Linked DNA regions of Mus musculus: region 1 is linked to region 2. Evidence: chromatin contacts called from ENCODE Hi-C or POLR2A ChIA-PET data. All regions are on one chromosome and are shown on one strand. Each heading gives the region's core, a stretch centred on a gene start or an enhancer-like site at or near the end of the contact. The rest is flanking DNA. Distances are from core to core; before and after follow the strand shown. Region 1 overlaps Ank (progressive ankylosis). Region 2 holds the start of Ank (progressive ankylosis).

Region 1 (2,700 bases), core at 104-2,603, 37 kb after region 2:
CTATACTTGCACCTTACTTACAGAGTAAAGCATGCTGCCTTGTCTCCTGTGGTTGCTACCACAACCCACTTCATTAAGTCTTTTTCTTTTGTGGTCCTAGGCCTGGAACCCAGGCCTTCGTATACAGGACCAAGGTTCTGCCTCTGAGCCACATCCTCAGCCCTTCTGTAAACTACCACCTACTCCACAGTATTATTAATTAATAGCATAATTATAAGAATAAATGCAGTTAATTATTAATATTTTCAAAAGGCCCCTGGCCCACTGCACTGTATTGTGCGATGAGACAGAGCAGTGTAGACAAGACCAGGGTCACTTTGTGAGAAGTTTACCGTTAAGATGTAGCTCTTCAGAGACACACCCCAGGACGAAACCCTCTAGAAAGAGCAAAGTACTCGTGAGAACGTCGCATGGCCCAGACGCTATGCCCATGACTGGAGAATGTAGCTTATTCAAACAATGCACAGATCGCTGCACTATGTCCAGGTTAGAGGGAAAAGAACAAGCTTAGACCATTCCTCCCCCAGGGCCGCTGTACAAAGGGCATTCTTCTTAGAGGAGATCCATATTGGTCACAGCACAGAAGGTGCCTTTCCCAAGCATGAACCGTGAGGGCCATTTTAACTCACCGATGATTCTCTAAATTCGTTTTTAATTGCGCTCATTTACTATTTTGGCAAGGGGAGGGAGGGACAGAGCATGCCACAACGTGAATGTTGAAGTCAGAGGTCAGTTTGCAGGCTCTCTTCTTGCATTTGTGAATGTACCAGGGACTAAATTCAGGTTTTCAAGCTCAGGAGCGAGTGTTTTTCTCCACGGAGCTGTCTCGCCAGATTCACGCTGGCAGTGATAATGAGGAGGGCAGGGGACTCCTGAAGGATCCTAACTAAGCACAGAAGCTGAACGCTGCCAGCCCTCACAATAGCTCTAGGAAAAGTGTTTTCGTGTCTTCTCTTGGCCGTTCTCTGGAAGGGGTGGTGGGGGTGGGGAGGGCATGGGGGAGTGGGGGGTGGGTGGGTGGTAGAGGTAAAGTGACCCATCCAAGGTCGAGTCATTCTCAATTCACTCTTACCCTGTACTACACTGTAATAGCCAGAAATACCTTCACAAGGAGTATACTTTGTTCTTCTCAGAGCCCTGATTTCTAGAAATAACTCCATCAACTTATCAAAAACTGAGTGTGTTATGCAGTTAGAACTCAGCTTCTACCGAAAAATGTCAAAGTCCTACAAATACACTACAGGCTCTGAGATAGGACGGGAAAGGGTGTCAAAGCCCTACTTTATAAATAAACTAGCAAATGCTTGGGAAGTGGCGTTTGGGCAGCTTGCCTGCTCTCCGGTAGCGTGTGAGCAAGAGTGCGTTCCTAAAACCACTTCTGCTAGGCTGGTACCGCACAGCCTTCACGTGCCACGTCACACATGTCTCAAGGACCAGCCTTTGAAGAGGAACATCTCTGTGGAATTCAACTAAAAAAAAAAAAAAAAAAAAAAAAGCTGTTGCACACCTCACCTGAAAGCCTAGTGCCTACTAAGCTGAGGCAGGAGGATCAAGGGTTTGAGGCCAACTTGGACCTCATAGTGAGACCCTGTATGGAAATGGGGGAGGGGGAGGGAGAAGGGCCCCTGGGGAGGCTCCCTCGTGTTTCTGTGTTCTCTTGAGACCTGAGAAATATAAGCTGTCCTCATGTACACAGGATGCTAAGATAGAATTCATAAGGTTAGTGCTTTTGACAGTTTATCATCATAACTGATGAGTAACTTCAGCCAGGAGTACAGCCACCTCCCCACGAAAATGATGGTCTTCAGAGTGCAAGGTGACCGTTTCCTACATCGGAGGGCTGTCGTTATGTGATTTATGGTCTTCATTTGGCACCATCTGCGTCTGAGAGGGAAGCTGTGAGTCTGCACCTAGCTGTGCTCCGAGATGATTGCCAAGATGTCTCCAGTGTTACATGTAACTCTTCCCTCAACGCATAAACTCTTCTGCTAGCCTGGGCTCATGGGACAAGAGCTCTCCTAATGCCCGGCCCTATCAGAACTACAATATTGCCTGTGGCTGGCCTCAGGATCCTGCCAACTCCTGCTGTTTACACACACCAATCAGGCCAGAATAACCCAAGGTGGGCACAACAGGGGATGACAGGAATAGGACGGAAGGAAAGTGTGCCCACCACCCCCTAAAGGAGGCCAAACCAAACTTCTCTAGGCTGTGGGGGCAGGAAGTGGCTGAGAAGAAATTCCCTGACGGCTTGGGCTGTGTAAACATTGCGGGTTGAGAGTGTGTGTGTGTATGTGTGTGTACGTGCCTTAGAGATAAAGAGCGACTTCACTAACTTATAAAAATAACTGAGTGTAACAGAAGTAGACGAATAGCAACAGATCCAGGCAAGGAAGGGAGACGCTGTCAGGAGTTCGGTGATGGAGGCCTCCTGACCCAGAATACCTCTACTCTGGCCACTTTTGCCAGCTCCGTCCAGAGAAGCCAAGCTGGCACTGGTTAGGCAGAGGTGATTCGCCACTTTGCCTATAGCTTGTAGCCTGCTTAGCACTCTGAAGCCACTTGGTTTTAGGACAGCCTGGGCTATATAACAAAACTCAATCATAAGAACGCAGGTACCCGCCTGTCTCACTCTCAGTATTGGGGACATGCCTCCATTTCTGGTCTCATTGTGTTGGACCCTGGAGATCAAATCCTTAT
Region 2 (2,850 bases), core at 224-2,723:
TTACAGAGATAAAGGGAATGGGTTCATTTCTTAGGACAAAATACTTGAATGTTTTAAGTAATACACAAGTTTAACTCATTATGTTTATTTTAAAAGATGTGTCAAGGCTATACAGAGAAACCCTGTCTCGAAAAACCAAAAAAAAAAAAAAAAAAAAAAGATGCATAGGAAGATACAAGTTGAACAAACCATCTATCTCAACTGCTACAGAATGAAAAGCTAAGGCCCCTTGTTCAGAAATTCATCATTTCAAGAGGGCAAGACCAGGGTTTGAAGAAAACGATGTTTCAGCAGTTAGGAGCACCGACTGCTGCTCTTCCAGAGTCCCGGGTTCCATTCCAGCACTCATATGGTAGCTCACAATGTTCTGGAATCCAGGAGAAGCTCCAATGCCCTCTTCTGGGCTCTGTGGGTGCTGGACAAGCATGTCATGCACAGACAGACATGCAGACAAAAAAAAATATCTGCCCATAGACATAAAATAATAAAATAAATATTAATGAAAAGTATTAAGGCAAAAACAGAGAGCCAAAGCAGGCACAGGACCCTCTACGAGCTAAGCTTTTTTGTGTGACTGTACTCGTCTCTTGGAGGCCAGCCCCGCCCTGCTGTGAATGCTTCAGTCACTGGCTTGGACCCTTTTTTCATACACTATACTGGGACACCGGCTGATGCTGGCTTTGTCAAGCTTTTCAGTTTTAGGTAAAAGTCTCAGCTCAGCAACTGATTTATCATGAAATCACTGGGGACATATTATAACACAGCCGAGCAGATTTTCTTTCCTTTTTTTTTTTTTTAAGCATATTTACCGGTCGACTTTTAAATAAGTAAACGGTTGCACATTACTAGCAAAAGCTGGAGACCGGTATGGAGCATCCCAGAACCCTAGTCCAGGACGGACAGTCAGTCCCTGCCACCCGGTGTATTTTTCCCCAGGGTCTGCAGATCTCTGTCACGAGAGATGCGAGATGCTCGTTTTGGTAAACCATCCTTCTCTCCCACTAATGCAGCCGTATCCCCATCACCCTAAAGCAGCTCCCAGTCCGCCTCAAGGCCGCCCGGACGCCGAGGCCTTTCCAGCTCGGTTGTCCCCGAAGCTCTACTCCTGGTTCCCAACTCTGGAGACGGCGCTCACACGGCCTTGCCGGACGCTCCGGGGACAGCATGGGGCTGTCGGTGTCGGGTCACCCGGAGTCCCCGCCCGCTCGCCCGCCCCGCCTGACTCCCCGCTCCGCGCGCTCGGCTCAGGCGGCGCCCCGGTCCCCCGCGGGCGCGGACGGCAGTGGCCTGTGCGAGCGCAGCGCCCCCCGCGGCCGAGCCGTGCGCAGCGGAGCGGGGAGGCGGCGCCGGGCCGGCCCCCTCCCGGGTCGCCAGCGGTGTCGCGCCTCCGCCCGCCCCTGATTTCCTCCGCGCGGCGCGGCGGCGGCGGCGGAGGCGCCTCGTGCGCGCGGTTATTTATTTATTTCCGGGCCCAGAGCGCTTATAATGGAGCCGCTGTCAGCAGAAGCCTCTGCTGCCGCCGCCGCCGCCGCCGCCGCTGCCGCCGCTGCCGTCCCTGTCCCTCCTCTCTTTCTCCCCGGCAGATCTTTGTTGTGTGGGAGGGCAGCGGGGATGGACTTGAGCTCGCGGCTCTCCTGCTAGAGCAGCAGCGCTTGGAGAGGACGCCGCCGCCGCCGCGAGCAGCCGCCGCCCCAGGCCCCGCCGGCCGCGGCCTCCGTCCCCGCGCTGCGCTCCGCGCGCCTCCCAGCACAGTGCCCTCGCGGCGGCAGATGAGTGTGGGGTCAGCCCACGGCGGGGACTATGGTGAAATTCCCGGCGCTCACGCACTACTGGCCCCTGATCCGGTTCCTGGTGCCCCTCGGCATCACCAACATAGCCATCGACTTCGGGGAGCAGGTAAGCCCGGCCGCGCCCGGTGCGCCTCGCTCGCCCAGCCTCGGCCTTGGATGCCGGGCGCCGGGGGGATGCGGGAGGAGAGGAGTCACCTGCTCCGAACCCCCTTTACCCTGGACCATTTGACGTGGCTTTGCGGCTTGTCGAGGGTGACTTTTGCAGCGCCCCATCCCCTCCCTCCGCAGATATTGGAGACTTTTCCAGCGTTCTTTGGAAAATAGCAAGCGACGGGATGATGGGGAACTTCACCTATAGAAAGGGGTTTAGTGCTCGGGATGAGTATTATGTAATTTGTGATTATGTAAACCTCGGGCCCAGAACTGCATGTAGTTTCTAGTAGCATTTAGTGCTGGCTTTTTACTTGCACAGGGTTTGGTGATGGTAGTGATGGTGGGAGAATTTGCCTTACAATGTCTCCAAGTTGATTTCCCACGTACTTCCAAATTTACATCTTTGCATGTAGCCTAGGTAAGGATTAGGGGTGTCCAGGAGGTACCTTGCCTAGAGGATCACTGATTATATCTACTTTAGGATATCTGTTCTCTCTCTCTCTCTCTCTCTCTCTCTCTCTCTCTCTCTCTCTCTCTGTGTGTGTGTGTGTGTGTGTGTGTGTGTTCTCTCTCCTCTCTTCCTTCCACCCCTTTGGACGAGAGCACATTTCTGGTGCTGCCTTCTCATTCTTTTTTCACGCTATCTCCATGTGGCGTCATTACCAATCTGGTGCTGCAGGCTCTCCCGTGGCGGTGAGGCACTGGTACCCTTTTGCAGGGCTTCCTGGCAGTTGCAGTTACAGCCTAAGGTCCGGGAGAGGGTTTGGGGGTGGGAGCTGGACCTTTTCAAAAGTGTAAGATAGACCTACTTTTGCAAATGTACTATTTTTTCCTTTCAAAGCAGTGGGATAAACCCTCTTTTGTTCATTAAGGGGCTCTGGATGGAGGCGGGAGTGAGGAGTTTCTG

What was found. A loop is a pair of places that touch in the nucleus more often than their neighbours do. ChIA-PET counts read pairs that join two places held with the same protein, here RNA polymerase II (POLR2A).
Region 1: a loop to region 2 is called in a map of gastrocnemius, with 2.4 times the contacts of the local background. The contact joins the enhancer-like site here to the promoter of Ank in region 2. A Hi-C loop is called at or near these places in 6 of 37 maps with a recorded cell type or tissue (T-helper 17 cell, gastrocnemius, heart and 1 more). POLR2A ChIA-PET finds 5 or more read pairs at or near these places in 3 of 5 experiments (Patski and embryonic stem cell).

What each region holds. Positions count from the first base shown.
Region 1 is chr15:27,502,077-27,504,776 of GRCm38, forward strand. All of the region lies in intron 1 of Ank (progressive ankylosis), which reads left to right. Among named protein-coding and RNA genes, the nearest start is that of Gm29901, 18 kb to the right of the region's middle. Within about 2 kb of position 1,354, at least 3 of the 3 ENCODE cell types and tissues checked have a DNase peak (open chromatin) inside an H3K27ac peak, as active enhancers do; they include gastrocnemius, heart and left cerebral cortex, where a contact is called at or near this core.
Region 2 is chr15:27,465,204-27,468,053 of GRCm38, forward strand. Ank (progressive ankylosis) reads left to right here and starts at 1,474. Exons shown (of 12, transcript NM_020332.4): 1 at 1,474-1,896. The coding sequence starts at 1,801.